Regions from separate parts of the Homo sapiens genome. Here region 2 is linked to region 1. Evidence: read pairs that join two places in POLR2A ChIA-PET (ENCODE). Cell type or tissue: PC-9. All regions are shown on one strand. Each heading gives the region's core, and the rest is flanking DNA. Links, peaks and the distances in the headings are about the cores only. Region 1 overlaps DENND2A (DENN domain containing 2A). Region 2 overlaps DENND2A (DENN domain containing 2A).

What was found. ChIA-PET counts read pairs that join two places held together with the same protein. Peaks named below come from ENCODE experiments on the same cell type or tissue, not always from the same donor. Only the 100,000 strongest peaks of a DNase experiment are listed, where the experiment ranks them.
Region 2: POLR2A ChIA-PET joins it to region 1 with 15 read pairs; 8 of 35 experiments call an interaction of 5 or more read pairs at or near these places.

Annotation. Positions count from the first base shown.
Region 1 is chr7:140,536,880-140,544,259 of GRCh38, forward strand. All of the region lies in intron 14 of DENND2A (DENN domain containing 2A), which reads right to left. Among named protein-coding and RNA genes, the nearest start is that of MKRN1, 61 kb to the left of the region's middle. In PC-9, for the core only: no CTCF peak of the experiment used is centred there; a DNase peak (open chromatin) is centred at 4,762; H3K4me3 peaks cover 918 bases; H3K27ac peaks cover 1,400 bases.
Region 2 is chr7:140,624,041-140,633,367 of GRCh38, forward strand. All of the region lies in intron 1 of DENND2A (DENN domain containing 2A), which reads right to left. Among named protein-coding and RNA genes, the nearest start is that of DENND2A, 12 kb to the right of the region's middle. RefSeq lists a silencer at 409-703 and enhancers at 929-1,520, 2,111-2,702, 3,293-3,884, 3,885-4,474, 9,141-9,327. In PC-9, for the core only: a CTCF peak has its summit at 4,241; DNase peaks (open chromatin) are centred at 2,421, 4,111 and 4,421; H3K27ac peaks cover 3,664 bases.

The sequences.
Region 1 (7,380 bases), core at 2,111-7,110:
CTCGAATTCCTGACCTCAGGTGATCAATCTGTCTCAGCCTCCCAAAGTGCTGGGGTTACAGGCGTGAGCCACTGCACCTGCCTAAAATTGTGTTTTTCATAGGACTTTGCTGAACTAAATGTACTTATCTCTAAGACTCTGTCAACCATGCTGAGGACTAGCTAGACCTCTGAAGTATCTTATGGATGCCAGAGCAGCAAGGTGGCAGCTTTAAACACTTTCGGCTAGGCCTTGGGCAAACTCATCTCCCTAGAGAGGTGTGGTGAGAAGCCCAACCTCCTGGGATGGCAAATGTTGCTGGGTGCAACCAATTCTAAAAAGGACATGGGATTCTCATTTAAGCTTGTGTAAACTTATTAAAAATGAACCAAACCGAACAAATAAGAGGATGAAAGTGCACAGCTACATATGAACTTATTTGTGTAGTTACCTATATGTCAAAGACAAGGTTCAAACTCCTGTATGTGTCAAGATTTGCCCACCTAATCCTACTTATCACTAGCCAGTAGTCTATCATTTAGCTTATGGTTTAACGCACTACAAACATATAAGTCAATTTCTTATTTGTTTTATTTTTTAATTTGCTTTTTAAAGACAAGGTCCACCCCAGCTGGAGAGCAGTGGTGCAGTCATAGCTCACTAGCCTCAAACTCCTGGGCTCACGTGATCCTTCCACCTCAGCCTCCTGAGTAGCTGGAACTACAGGCATGTGCCAGCATGCCCAGCTCATAAATTCCTTGAATATTAAAAACTTTGTCCCCTATTAAGGTGTTTTTCATTTGTTTGTTTGTTTGTTTGTTTGTTTTAAGAGATGGGGTCTTGCTATGTTGCCCAAGCTGGTCTCAAACTCCTGGGCTCAAGCAATCCTCCTGCTTTGGCCTCCTAAAGTGCTAAGATTATGGGCGTGAGCCACCATGCCCGACCTCCCTCTAAAACTTTTTGCACATATTTGTTTACGTGCAGCTCTGACTTTATCATTCAGCCTGGTCTGTAGGTTTAGCCAAAACTTTGGGGAACTGAAATTAGTAAAGTAAAAAACAAAATGTTCATCATCAGGAAAATGAAGGCGAGGGTGTAGAGAAGTATTTATCTGTTGTCATGACCACAGAACAAGCCATCACAACAGCATTCTTTCCTTTCCATCTGTCAAACTCTTGCTTGACAGAGCCACTAGAACACTCAATGTCCAGCCTAAAGATAAAACAGAGCAAAAATGTTATTCTAAACTTGATAGATTTTTGGCTCAACTTAAAACCCTTTTATAACTCATACAATCTTTGCCATAACTCCCTGAAGCTTCCTCTTGCAGTGGGAGACTCACAGCGATGATGAGAGAATAAATTGTGTTTGTGGGGGAGAGTGCTGCGGGGGTGGCTACCGACCTAGAGTGGGCGAAGGTCCTCTCTGGGATGTCACCGGGCCACGCACTGAGTCTGTGACATGTCCTGTTCTCATGCCCTGTTCCATGCCCTCATTAAGTTAGGGGCTACAGCTGGAAATCAGGAGAATAAGGAGGCTTTCTGCCACGTGAGCGGAGCAGGGTTGGGCATGAGTGCATGTGCAGCCCCAGGAGTACTGGGGATGAGGGTACCAGCTGTAATTTAACCTGAAGACTTTCTTTTTTCTTTTTTTAATTTTTTTAATTGAGATAGAGTCTCACTCTGTTGCCCAGGCTGGAGTGTAGCGGTGTGATCTCAGCTCACTGCAACCTCCACCTCCCAGGTTTAAGTGATTCTCCTGCCTCAGCCTCCTAAGTAGCTGGGATTACAGGCGCCCGCCACCATGCCCGCTAATTTTTGTATTTTTAATGGAGACGGGGTTTCACCATGTTGGCCAGGCTGGTCTTGAACTCCCAACCTCAGGCGATCCACCTGCCTTGGCCTCCCAAAGTGCTGGGATTACAGGGATGAGCAATTGCACCTGGCCCTTTTTTAAAAAATTTTTTCTTTCTTTATTTTTTTTGAGACAGAGTCTCGCTCTGTTGCCCAGGTTGGAGTGCAGTGGCTCAATCTCAGCTTACTGTAACCTCTGCCTCCTAGGTTCAAGTGATTCTCCTGCCTCAGCCTCCTGAGTAGCTGGGATTATAGGCGTGTGCCACCACGCCCAGCTAATTTTTGTCTTTTTGGTAGAGACAGGGTTTCACCATGTTGGCCAGGCTGGTCTCGAACTCCTGGCCTCAAGCAATCCACCGGCCTCAGCCTCCCAAAATACTGGGATGACAGGCGTGAGCAACTGCGCTTGGCCTAAAGACTTTCCAGAATTTTCCAGGTCAGGCAACTTGCAGCCAACCATTGGTCCCCAAACCCTTGTTTGTCATGGCCTGGCCAAAGAACACTTCAATTCCCTATGGCTACTTTCCCATAAATCAGACAGATCGAGGTGGATACGGATTCTTCCACCTGGCCCATGGAGTCAGAGAGTTTCAAAGCTGGGGGAGGCCTTGGGGGTGACCTGATCATACCTGTCTCACTGGGACCCTGCTGGAAGGCCAAAGGCTGTAAGGGAGGCGGGGAGGGCCCTGAGGAGAAAAGCACAGACTTCCCCATGACCTGTTAGCCTGACTGCTGAGCACAAAGCGGGTCCTGAGGGCCTGTGCTAGGGAGACTTTCCTTATACATTTCTGTAAACGGACAGGGCCCCAGACCCTGCCCTTCACCCAACCCTGGAGTCTGCAGCCCAGCTGCTTTCCCTCCGTCCTCTCCAAAGCCCGGCAGCTCTCCCACTCCCTGCTTCTTTGAGCAGAATGACGGATCCTCTGCACGCCTGTTAGTTACCCATGTGACAGGGCCGTAGGGGGCATGAAATGACGCAGGTCAGACCCTCAGAAGGCGCCCGGCACAGAGGCCGCTCAGAGGCCACTCCACGCCCCGTCGCTGCCGTCATCCTCATCAGCTTTGCTCACGCGTTGTTTACCCTCTTCCTGTCTCAGAGCTCTTCGGGCCTTTCTTTACGCAGATTTCCATCTCTTCAGGTCTGCATGGAACCCGTGTAGGATGGAAGGACGATTTATTGGGCAGCGGGGAGAGCATGTGGAGCCATTTGTAACAGGAAAAGCGAGGGCTGCTTTCAGAGAAAACAAGACAGCGGAGTCCCGGAAAGTCAGAGCCATGCGGGGCCGCGTCTTATGAACGAGGAGACCCAGGGCCAACGGCTAAGGATGCTCAGGGGTCCCCCCTACTCTGGGAAACCTCCCTGAGTGATGGCGGAGGGATGTGTACCTCTGAAAGCTGTAAAGGGTCTAAAAACCCAATGACGGTCTTTCTCACACTCGCACACCATTACTGTACCATGGCCTGGCTCTCGCTCCAAGGAGGGCACCACAATTATCCACGTTCCTGCTGCCTTCTCTTCTCCCACAGAAATCCCATCCTCACAGCGCCTGACATTTGGCAGCTGCTGCAGAAGAAAACCCCTGATGGGCACAACGTGCCCGTGGGGAGACCTGCTTGTGGCAGCCACAGCTGGCATCTGACCCACTCACGGCATGAGCCGTTTGAAAAGACGAAACCTCCAAGGGCAGAATGCCAGGCACTATGGAAGGTTGGAGAGAAACACCAGTGCCTTTCCTATGGACTGCACTGGTGACTGTCTCCTCTGTTGAGGGGTCCCAGAGCAGGGCAGGGAGGGTGGCTGGGGAACAGCCAAGGCCCAGGAATCCAGGCAGGGTCCACTCTCGGCCACTGGACTTTGCTCATTTTTGTCTGTCTCTGGTGACAGCAGCTCTGTGGGAGGGGCTGGCCCAGCGTCCAACCTGTCCACCCGGAAATCTGTCCAGCAAAAAGGCGGAGGCGTCAAGTCCTCTCTCAGACGTCACTGGGGCAGGCATTTCCAGGTTTCTTTCTTTCTTTTTTTTTTTTAGACAGGGTCTCGCTCTGTCGCCCAGGCAGGAGTGCGATGGCATGATCTCGGCTCTCCACAACCTCTGCCTCCCAGGTTCAAATGATTCTTCTGCCTCAGCCTCCCGAGTAGCTGGGATTACAGGTGCACGCCACCACGACCAGCTAATTTTTGTATTTTTAGTAGAGACGGGATTTCACCATGTTGGCCAGGCTAGTCTTGAACTCCTGATCTCAGGTGATCCACTCGCCTCGGCCTCCCAAAGTGCTGGGATTACAGGCGTGAGCCACTGAGCCTGGCTGGCATTTCCAGGTTTCTTTGTGCCCTGAGCCTTCTGACATGTCCTCCTGCATTGCCCTTTGGAGATGTGTTTGTCTCTGACAAGGCCCCTTCCCTTTTCTGTTCCCACCTTTTCTCTCCCTGCACTTAATGTTTTTAAGTTTTTTTTCTTCTCCTTAATTTTTAGAGACAGAGTCTCTCTCTGTCACCAGTGAGACTGGTGTCTCACTGTACTTTTACCAGAAAAATGGATGATACTTTGTTTTCTTCCCCCTGGAGGGAGTCTGGGGGAGGCTGGGGTGTGTGAGGGGGCCCACGGCTCCTCTCCAGCTGTGCCCTTCCCAGACATCTTCTCAGGGTGGGTCCTCCCCAAGTCTAGCATCTTCACCCCGCAGGCACGTTCCCGGGGGACTCTGTCCCCACCACCACTCCTGGGGGGTGCTGGGTTTCCTTGGCTGGCTTTCCACTTCTAGCCCAGGCCTTTCTGAAATCCATCATTTTCCCCTCCCCCACATCCAAGCCTGAGAATTCCACCTCTAGCGGATGGAGGGAGTGGGGGATGGAGAAGATAAAGACAGTTACTATGGTGCTGATGAAATCCGATCCTGGCCACTGAAGGGTTATTACTCATCCTGGCTTCCAGGGCTCCAACCTTGAGAACTCCCTGGGCTGAATTCCCCAGTGCCCGGGAGCTTGGAGAGCTCCTCAGCGCCCAGCACCAGCTGCAAGGCTTACAGAGAGGGCCTGCTTCCTGAGCTGACAAAAGTGCACCGGGAGTACGATCACGCTGACATTTAAAAGTGCATAGCGAACTAAAACACAGGGTGGGAGCAGGCTGGGAACAGCCAGATGGCTGCTGTCCAAAGAGGTGCATCAGAAAGGTGACCAGATGCGGCGCATGAGGGGAGAGGGTGGGGCCGCTTCCCGCCCCGCCTCCTGAGGAATTCCACATCTACGGAGTTTGTCCCTTCCATTCTTCTATGCCTTTTTTTTTCCTTCCCTTTTGTTTTCCATAGTTCAGAGTCAGATTTCCTCTCCAAACCACAGTGCTTCAGGTTTTTTTTTGTTTTTGGCACTGCTTCTTTCCAGATGGACTTCTCAGGTGGCCTCATCTGCACCACCCGGTTGGCTGGCCCCGCATCTCAGCCCTTCCTGGGGCTGCAGCCACACCCCTCACGCTTCTGTGCCCCCAGTTCCAAAGCAAAGAAGGCTCTGATTCAGTATTTCAAAAATGAGCTTCTTTTTAGAAGCTCAGAACGAACCCAAGTCCTTGTCTGCATTTCCTTCCGGATCTTCTTTGTTTTGTGACGTGGCCTTAGCAAATTATTGAATGTGCCCACTGGGACGGGGGTGGCCTCCTATGGGGCACTGAGTTTGTGTGTGTGATGGGAGGGGATTTGCTTTAACGGTGAGGAGGGATGCCCTCACGATGGTCTGTCCTCTTGAGCATGGCCCTGCAGCCTTCTGTGAGCTGGCCTCTGTCCACCACTGCCGGCTCATCTCTCCCTCCCCCATCTTCCTCTCTCTGGGCCAGCCCTAGTGAACTACTTTGCAGTTCTTTTTCTCTCTCTTTTTTTTTTTTTTTTTTTTTTGAGTTTCACTCTTGTTGCCCAGGCTGGAGTGCAATGGCGCAATCTCAGCTCACTGTAACCTCCGCCTCCCGGGTTCAAACGATTCTTCTTCAAGCCTCCCAGGTAGCTGGGATTACAGGCGTGGACCACCACGCCCAACTAAATTCTTTTGTATTTTTAGTAGAGACGGGGTTTCACCATGTTGTTCAGGCTGGTCTTGACCTTCTGACCTCAAGTGATCCACCTGCCTCGGCCTCCCAAAGTGCTGGGATTACAGTCATGAGCCACCGCGCCTGGCCTACTTTACAGTCCTGAAGGTGACAGCTAGGCCTCACCTGTCCCCATATCTATGTAGGATGGCTCCTTTTGCCTGCAATGTGCTGACTACTTGTTCTGAGTGTTGGCCCTCAGAACTCGCCTCCCTGGGAGTGAGTGCCCTCCCTCGGTCTCCAGAACTCACTGCCTCTACCTGCCTCTAATGTGGTCCTGGAGAGTCGGCTTATGTCTCTGTTACCCCACTGCACTGAGACAAGTCTGTGTTTTTCTTTTCTTTTCTTTTTTTTTTTTTTTTGAGACAAGGTCTTGTTCTGTTGCCCAGGTGGAGTGCAGTGGCATGATCATAGCTCACTGCAACCTTGAACTTCTGGGCTCAAGTGATCTTCCTACCTCAGCTTCCCTAGTAGCAGGGACTGTAGGCTCGAGCCACCATACCTGGCTAATTTTTTTTTTTTTTTTTTTTACGTTTTTTGTAGAGATGGGGGTCTTACTGTGTTGCCCAGGCTGGTCTCAAACTACTTCCCTCAAGCAGTCCTTCCACGTCAGCCTCCTAAAGTGCGGTGATTACAGGCGTGAGCCACCATGCCAGCTGTGTCTTTTCTCTGTTTTCCTACCACATAGCAGAGTGTATGACACATGGCAGAATGAGTGGAAAGCCCACCAATGCCAGGGAAGTCGCACACAGCAGTGCAAAACAGTGTGCCCCCCAGATCTCCAGTCTGAGCTGCCGACTGATTCCATCCTTTATTTTATTTTATTTTTTATTTTTTGAGATGGAGTCTCGCTCTGTCACCAGGCTGGAGTGCAGTGGCATGATCTCGGCTCACTGCAACCTCTGCCTCCTGGGTTCAAGCAATTCTCCTGCCTCAGCCTCTTGAGTAGCTGGGACTACAGGCACACGCCACCATGCCCAGCTAATTTTTGTATTTTTAGCAGAGACGGAGTTTCACCATGTTGGCCAGGATGGTCTCAATCTCTTGACCTTGTGATCCACCCGCCTCGGCCTCCCAAAGTGCTGGGATTACAAGTGTGAGCCACTGCGCCTGGCCTATTTTATTTTTATTTTTGAGATGGAATGTCATTCTGTTGCTCAGGCTGGAGTGCAATGGTGCGATCTCAGCTCACTGCAGCCTCTGCCTCCTGGGTTCAAGCGATTCTTGTACCTCAGCCTCTCAAGTAGCTGGTGTTACAAGCACGAGCCACCATGACTGGCTGATTTTTGTATCTTTAGTAGAGACTGAGTTTCATCATGTTGGCCAGGCTGGTCTTGAACTCCTGACCTCAGGTGATCCGCCTGCCTCGGCCTCCCGAAGTGCTAGGATTACAGGCATGAGCCACCGTGCCTGGCCATCCTTTATTTGTGGGGGCAGGAGGGAAGGTCTCCCTCTGTTGCCCAAGCTGGAGTGCAGTGGTGAGA
Region 2 (9,327 bases), core at 1,887-6,886, 87 kb after region 1:
TTACGAGAGGCTGCAGAGTCCGGATGAGCAGAAGGAGGAGCTGAGCTGACAGGAGGAATGGGATGATCGAATCCTTTTCCCATCCCCTGGTCTATTTATAGAGTCATCTGCCTTCAGGAAATGCTGAGCCCCTTCTCCCAGGACCCTGTTGGGAGTGACGCCTGTGCTGGCTGACCCAGCCTTCCACATCCTCCTCCTGGCCTCAGCAGCTCTCCCCTTGTGATCCAGTGGGTTACTGGGAACCCAGCCTGTAAATGACAGTGCTTCTCAGAGGTCCCAGTCTAGTGAGGAAATTCAAGGAGGAAAGGCAAAACAACAACAACAACACAACAACAACAACAACAAACTTAATGATACTGGAAAAGCGCCTGGCACAGAGAGGCCCCTCAACACCAACACAGGGAGGGAACAGGTGGGACGCCAGGGCTGCAGGTGACAACACTGTGGCCCAGGGGGGTTTTGGCTCACCTAGCCTGTCACCTGGCCACATGGTGGCAGAGGTAGAAGCAGAACCCAGGGCTCCTGTTACCCTGTCTGGGGCTCATTCACCTCCTCACCCTCCTTTCCATTGCCTCAGGGGACTCAGGTTTCCATGGAGAAGCTGTCACAGGAGAACCTGGATCTGCTAGTTACACGTTCCATGTTCTTGAAGGCATTTCTTTTCCTTTTTTTTTTCTTAGCTGAAGAGCCACTTCTTCAGAAACCCAGAGAGATTTGTGAAGTTCGTGTTTCTGGTGATTGTTTTTTTTTTAGAAGTGAGAAATGTTCTTTGTTATTATTAGGCTGTTGAGAGATTTTGTTTTTCTTTGTTTTTTTTGTTTTTTTTTGTTTTTTTTTTTTTGCTTTTTGAGACAGCATCTCTCTCTGTTGCCAAGGCTGGAGCGCAGTGATGTGAATACAGCTTCGACCTTATGTCCAGCAATCTTCCTGCTTCTGCCTCCCAAGTAGCTGGAATGACAGGCGTGCACCACCACGCCCAGCCTGGAGATTTTTTAAAAAACAACAAAAAACAAAACACATTTGCCTTATAGCTACCAGATAACATTAGCCATGAGGCCAGGCACGGTGGCTCATGCCTGTAATCCCAGTACTTTGGGAGGCCGAGGCAAGCGGATCATCTGAGGTCAGGAGTTGGAGACCAGCCTGGCTAACATGGTGAAACCCTGTCTCTACTAAAAACACAAAAATTAGCTGGGCGTGGTGGTGCATGCCTGTAATCCAAGCTACTCAGGAGGCTGAGGCAGGAGAGTCACTTGAGCCCGGGACACAGAGGCTGCAGTGAGCCGAGATCGCGCCACTGCATTCCAGCCTGGGCGACAGAACGATACTCCGTTTCAAGAAAGAAAAAAAAAGAACAGTCTGGGTGCTGTGGCTCATGCCTGTAATCCCGGCACTTTGGGAGGCTGAGACAGGCAGATCACTTGAGGTCAGGAGTTTGAGACTAGCCTGGCCAACATGGTGAAACCCTGTCTCTATTAAAAATACAAAAAAATTAGCTGGACCTGGTGGCGTGTGCCTGTAAACTCAGCTTCTGTGGATGCTGAGGCAGGAGAATTGCTTGAATGCAGGAGGCAGCGTTTGCAGTGAGCCGAGATCATGCCATTGCACTCCAGCCTGCCAGACAGAGCGAGACTCCGCCTCAAAAACAAAAACAAAAAACAAAAACAAACAAAAAAACGAAAACAAAAAACATTAGCCATGGGCTCCTGCTGAATGCTTTTTCTTCTTTTATAAGAAAAGAAGAAAAAGTTGATGTTCTAACAAAATGTATATAACCTTGTGTTACGTCTTGTATGGTTGGCTTCAAATGTTATTTATACATTTTTTATTGAAGGTTTCACATATTTATGTTTTGACACCTCAAATTAAGCTGCAATGATGAATGAACAGCTGATACAAATTGAGCACTTACTATTCCCTAAGCAAGATTTTACACAGGTCATTTAGTTTAATGTTCACAGTAAGCTTACTATTGCCTCCCCTTCTCAGATGTGGACATTAAGGCCTGGAGGGATTAACTTTTCCCAAGGCTGCGTGGGTGCTGAATGCGTCAGGGTGTCTGACTCCAGGGTCCAGGTGCCTAACGCCTACAGGTCCACCTTGACGGCACCGTACGGGCCTTCCACTCCTCAATCCAGATTAGGAACTTGGGAAATAGTTATGATTTTATTTTATTCAAGCACCCAGTCTCCTCCCTTCCCCTTCTCCGTCCCCTGCACACCATGCATGCTGTGACACCGAGGCCCTGCCTGGCCAGATCCTCCACTTCCAGAGGCAGCCCTCAGGCTGCCATTTTGTGGCTTCTTTTCCCTCTGAAGGCTTTCCTGCTGTTGGTTTTGATCTGACCTCACTGGATAGTAATCCTGAGAATGGGAGGAAGGACCACCCGGTGTGATCTGTCCTGGTCTCTGAGCACCTGGACAGCCTCGGGGCCTGTGCCTCCCAGGGCTGGAGGCTCACGCTGCACCACTGAACAGCCCACTTGAATGGAATGCACCCGTAGGTCACGTTCGTTTGCTTGCTTCCTGGCACATCTCCCTCTCCAGCTGTGCTACCCGCAGAATCCTCTTTCCCACCTCCTTTCTCCCTCTTGCCTTCCTGTCCTCCTCTTCCTTTCCTCCCCTCAGACTCTTCCCACCCTCTTTTGCTGGCTTCTGTTCTTTCCATGAGCAGAGAGTTTCCAGGCCTGGCTCCCAGCCAGCACATTTGGACAAAAGGCAGCAATCTTAGAGGGAGACGTCATCTTCCATCCCCTTGCTTGGGGCCAGCACAAGAGAATGGAGCTGAGGCTACTCCTGCAGCTGCTCCCGGGTTCTGAGAAAAAGCTTGAGAGAGGGTTTATCATAAGGATTAAAAGCAAAGGGTTTGGAATCAGACAGACCCAGGTTTAAATTCCAGTGAACTTGGAGAGCTGCGGGACCTCGATCAAGATACATTTCTAAGCCTTAGTTCTCGCCTCTGTAAAATGGTGATAATGGTAGCACTTACTTTAAGAGACTGGTAAGGATTAGATGAAATTGCACCTGTAAAACATTCAGCACAGTGCATAGCCCAGAAAAAGCGCTCAGCAAATGTCTTCCATTATTCTAAGGTGAACTTAACCCTGCCAAATAATACTAATAAGTAATAATGCTCTAACATATTATTGTAAATATTTATTTATTTATTTTTAGTTTAGTTTAGTTTTTTGAGATGGACTCTTGCTCTGTCACCCAGGTTGGAGTGCAGTGGCACAATCTTGGCTCACTGCAACCTCCACCTCCAGAGTTCAAGCAATTCTTGTGCCTCAGTCTCCCGAGTAGCTGGGACTACAGGCGCACACCACCATGCCTGGCTAATTTTTTTTGTATTTTTGGTAGAGACGGGGTTTCACCATGTTGGCCAGGCTGGTCTCGAACTCCTGCCTGCCTGCCTTGGCCTCCCTAAGTGCTGGGATTACAGGTATGAGTCACTGCACCCGGCCTATTTTTATTTTTAATTTTATTTATTTATTTTTTTTTGAGATGAGATCTTACTCTGTCACCCAGGATGATTGCAGTGGTGCAATCACAGTTCACTGCAGCCTCAAACTCCCAAGCTCAAGCAGTCCTCCTGCCTCAGCCTCCCAATTAGCTGGGACCAAAGGCGTGCACTGCAACAACTGGCTAATTTTTTTTTTTGTAGAGACATAGAAACAGGGTTTTGATTTGTTGTGCGGGCTGGTCTCTAACTCCTGGGCTCATGCAATCTTCCCACCTCAGCATCCCAAACTGCTGGGATTACAGCTGTAAGCCACCATGCCCAGCATACATTAATTCTTTTTTTTTTTTAAGACAGAGTTTCACTCTTGTCCTCCAGGCTGGAGTGGTTCAAGCAATTTTCCTGCCTTGGCCTCCTGAGTAGCTGGAACTACAGGCGTGTACCACCATGCCCAACTAATTTTTGTATTTTTAGTAGAGATGGGGTTTCACCATGTTGGCCAGGCTTGTCTCGAACTTGACCTCAAGTGATCTGACAGCTTCGGCCTCCCAAAGTGCTGGGATTACAGGTGTAAGCCACTGTGCCTGGCCAGCATACATTAATTCTTAATGAATTAGTAATAACAGTACCATGTCCTCAACTCACCTGCAGGGCTGCTTACACAGCCTCATTTGTTTGCAAGTGTGGGTAAGCTCTAAACTACTCTCCAACATACAAGTGCTGTTATAATCTGTAAAAGCTGGTTTTGGAATTAGAAGGTGACCTGATCCCCTTCCCTTTGCAGCAGAAGTCAGGGTGCACAGTGACCTGTTAGTCCTCAGTTGCACTGGCTATGGTGCCAACTGTGAAAGTAAGGCGGAGGTCGCCCTCAGACCAGCGCAGCTTGCTCTGCCTGACCTGAGACCCTACTTCTGTTTGTTTCCTATCTGTGCCTGGTGTTTTGTACTCAGAAGTTGTGCAATGCCTGGAAATGTGCTCATTTTTATTTAGCTAACTTTCAAGATACGGGAAATCCCCTTTGGCCTAAAATTTCTTTCTTTTTTTTTTTTTTTTTTTTTGAGGTGGAGTCTTGCTCTGTCACCCAGGCTGGAGTGCAGTGGCGCGATCTCAGCTCACGGTAACCTCTGCCTCCCAGGTTCAAGGCATTCTCCTGCCTCAGCCTCCCTAGTAGCTGGAACTACAGGCATGCGCCACCACGCCCGGCCAATTTTTTTGTATTTTTAGTAGAGACGGGGTTTCACCATGTTGGTCAGGCTGGTCTCGAACTCCTGACCTCAAATGATCCGCCTGCCTCGGCCTCCCAAAGTGCTGGGATTACAGGCATGAGCCACTGCACCTGGCCTATAATTTCATTTAGTTAATCTGAGCCAGCATTGATCAGTTTAAAACTAATCAATATGATTAATCAGCAAGCTGGAGACAGTTCTCTTTGAGGTGCTATTGGGAATACACAAGTATAAAAAATGGTCCCTGCCCTCAAGCTAGAGATAAAAGATATAAACCCTATCAACCAAATGGCAATAAAAGATTGCAATTGTTCAAAACGGAAAGACAAGGTTGGTTCAGGGAATGCCTGACACGCCCTTAAACTCACAGAAAACTCAAGAGGAATCCATGAAGATCTATTTTTTCAAAGACAATTAGGACAACCAAAACAGAATGGTGTCTAGGGTGAAAGGCAGTATTCAAAATTAACCGCAGAGGTGTGCAGGAGCGCCATTAGAGACTGGGTGGAGGAATACATTCGAACACGGTGGCAAATGTTATGAAACAAATATAAACTGGAGAAATTTGGAGGAGGACAACGAAAGGGGAGCCAGGGACTGCTTCAAAGAGGTAGCGCCTGGTGGCCAAGAAAGACTCCATTGGATTCCAAGAGTTGGGGAAGGGAAAGTGCTCCTGAGGAGGCCAGTGCATGGAGTAAAGAACAAGGCAAAGCCTGCCCAGCATGAAGACCGCCTGCTAGGACAGGAGCACCAGGACTCACGTGGGAGCCAGGGAGAAGACGGACCCGGCAGCAGGCTAGATGTTGGGATGTTCTGAAATGAGAAAGAGGAGTGAAGGTTTGCTAACCCAGGGAAATAAGGAGGCCACAGAATGTAATGATAATATGTTCTCTTTTGGACACATTAAGGTGAGAGTGGTACATTCAAGAGGCAGTGAGAGGTAATGAGCTAACGGTCTTTATAAAGAACAACTCAGAGGTCCAGTTTGGGAGGGAGCGATGAAACTGAGCATGATGAACTGAGGGAGACAGTGAAGAGGGAGAAGGTAGTGAACAAGTGAGGCACGGGTTGCTCTTATGGTGCTCTTGTTACTTCACTCTCTACATGGTGTCTTTTATGTTTCTTTCTCTCTCTTTTTTTTTTTTTTTTTGAGATGGAGTCTCATTCTGTCGCCCAGGCTGGAGTTCAGTGGCGCAATCTCAGCTCACCACAACCTCCACCTCCTGGGTTCAAGCAATTCTGCTGCCTCAGCCTCCCGAGTAGCTGGGATTACAACAGGTGCCTGCCACCATGCCCGGCTAATTTTTGTATTTTTAGTGGAGACGGGGTTTCACCATGTTGGCCAGGCTGGTCTCGAACTCCTGACCTCAAATGAGCCACTGCGCCAGGTCTTTTTTTTTTTTAAGACAGGGTCTCACTCTGTCACCCTGGCTGGAGTGCAGTGGCACCATCGCGGCTCACTGCAGCCTCGACCTCTTGTGCTCAAGTGATCCTCCCACCTCAGCCTCCTGAGTGGCTGGGACCACAGGCATGTACCACCATGGCTGGCTAATTTTTGTATTTTTCTCAAAGACAGGGTTTCACCATGTTGCCCAGGCTCTTTGTATGTTTCTTTACCTGGACCTTCCAACTAGACAGGGAGTTCTAGTGGCAGAACACGCGCACTGGCTTCTTTTTATTCCCTACAATGCCTAACCGAGACTTTGGTCTACTGTGAGGGTTGCATAAATACTTGTTGAATAAGAATAGGAGGAAGCAGTGAAGAACTCTTCTTTGAAAGACAATTAAAACAACCAAAACAGTATGGCGTCTACACTGAGGAGGCAGTATTCAAAATACATAACAGGCTGGGCTCACACCTGTAATCCTAGCACTTTGGGAAGCCAAGGCGGGCGGATCATTTGAGGTCAGGAGTTCGAGACCAAACTGACCAACACGGTGAAAGCCTGTTTCTACTAAAAATAAAATAAAATAAAATACAAAAAATTAGCCAGGCATGGTGGCACACACCTGTAATTTCAGCTACTCGGGAGGCTGAGGAAGGAGAAACACTTAAACCTGGGAGGCGGAGGTTGCAGTTAGCCAGGATCATGCCACTGCGCTCCAGCCTGGGCAACAGAGTGAGACTCCGTCTCAAAAAACAAAAACAAAAACACACAACAAAATTATAACAAAGGTGTGCAGGAGCCCAACAAGCAGAATGGCCTTATTGTTAACACTTTAATGGCCAGATCTTGGCAGGGGGAGAGTTAGTGGTCCTGGGAGTGTGGGACACCCTATTTACCAACCAGAATAGAAGTATTTCAGTATTTTGACAAGTGGCGCAGATTCATCACTGCACCCATTTTACATCCACCTTGACTTGTGTTTCAAGAAGGAAGGGTCAGGGGTGTGTCAAGTGCATTAGTGAGATCAAGAAGCATGAGAACAGGGAACTGGCCACAGACGAACCATTAGTAACCTAAGATATGGTTTCAGCAGATGGATAGGAATAGAAGCCAGATTTCGGGGGTGTGGGGAAGGAACATGTGGATCTGCCTCGTGGGACTCTTGCATTTGTTCTGCTTCTTTCTTGGTCCCAAAAGGAGCATTCTCTTTCTCGTTTTCTCTGACAAATTGGCAGCCTGAACCTCGGGGTTGTGTGTGTACCCAGAAGCAGCCTCTTAGCCCCTTTACCCATCTCTCTCAGTTCTGTACCAGACCAGGAATCTTGGCTGTCCTATATTCAAGGGAAAGAAGAGCCTGGAATAAGAGGCTCTCTTGGCTCTCTGTGGTGCTGGAATCTTCAAGTCTGATTGTTTTGAGAGGGATTAAGAAGCTCTCTCTTCTCTGACATTTTTCCACCCTATTAGATGCATCAGTCAGCTGGAGGGTAAACAGAGGGCACTGGTCCCCTTCTGATATCCTGGAAGGTTGTCTATGTTTGTTGATTGTCACAAATACAGATGATGAAATGAACCAGATGACAGTCACCACAAGATGCCAGGGAGTTATATTTGGGGTTGGATGACCACACACTTCATGACAAATCTGAACAAATCTCATCTGCAGCTCAGAGTATTAAGTAGAGAATCCCTCTGAGTCTCCAGGGTGCTGGAGACATTGCCCTGGCTGAAGATCCCAGAGCACGAGGCAAGCTGCTTCGGGAAGTTCCTTTCTATCTTCGCGGTCACCACCCCGACCAAATCTGCGGCTGAGAGACTAGTCTCACTCCAAGCTCGGGAGATGCAAGTTCTATGTCTTAGGCTGTCCTGTCATTTCTATCTAGTAACCAAACTAGAGCATATAGCTTCTCCCCCAACCAAGTTCAACCTGGACCATGCCGGGTCAGTCTGAATTGTGATTTGCTGTGTGATCCCTTACAAATGCCTCTGCTTGGTCATCTGGGGAGGTTTAGCCTATATTTACCAGGCACATGAAATGCCAAATAAAATTATAGAAGTGTCCTGTTTTAATGCTTCAAAGTTTGCTGGAAGAAGACAGGCAGTTACTATTTTTCCATGGTGAGCTGGGAGAGGCAGTGAAAGTAGAATCTGACTCCTCTGATTCATTGAATGGGAGCAAGAAGGAAGTTCATATGCAACCTTGGACTACCCACCTGGCTTCCTCCCCTTCCCTAAACTCAAGCCTCAACTCTAGATGTGGATAAGAAAGGTGGTGGGAGATAGACAGAGGGGTGGTACCAAATCACTTCTGGCTGGGTCAACACACCTGTCCCAGCAAGGAGAATGAATGAGCATATCCAACTCTCAGCCTTTACCAGCGTGGCCACAAGGTGCAGTTTGCAGGGACAGTCCAGGTTAATTAAGCCTATTGTACATCAATTAACAACTTACTTTTAGTGCTTTTTTTCTTTTTTTGAGAAGGAGTTTAGCTCTAGTCAACCAGGCTGGAGTGCAGTGGCGCGATCTCGGCTCACTGCAACCTCTGCTTCCTGGGTTCAAGTGATTCACCTGCCTCAGCCTCCTGAGTAGCTGGGACTACAGGCGCCTGCCTCCACACCCGGCTAATTTTTGTATTTTTAGTAGAGATGGGGTTTCATTGGCCAGACGGATCTCCAACTCCTGACCTCAGGTGATCCGGCCCACCTCAGCCTCCCAAAGTGTTGGGGTTACAGGCATGAGCCACCATGCCTGGCCTTTTTTTTTTTTTTTTTGAGACAGTCTCCCTCTTTTGCCCAGGCTGGAGTCCAGTGGCGCAATCTCAGCTCACTGCAACCTCCACCTCCTGGGTTCAAGCGATTCTCCTGCCTCAGCCTCCTGAGTAGCTGGGATTATAGGCGTGTGCCACCATGCCCAGCTAATTTTTTTTTTTTTTTTTTGAGACAGAGTCTTGCGCTGCCGCCCAGGCTGGAGTGCAGTGGCGCAATCTCGGCTCACTGCAAGCTCCGCCTCCCGCGTTCACACCATTCTCCTGTCTCAGCCTCCTGAGTAGCTGGGACTATAGGCACCTGCCACCATGCCCGACTAATTTTTTGTATTTTTAGTAGAGATGGGGTTTCACCATGTTAGCCAGGATGGTCTCCATCTCCTGACCTCGTGATCCACCCGCCTCAGCTTCCCAAAGTGCTGGGATTACAGGCGTGAGCCACCGTGCCTGGCCCTAATGTTTGTATTTTTATAGAGATGGGGTTTGGCCAGGC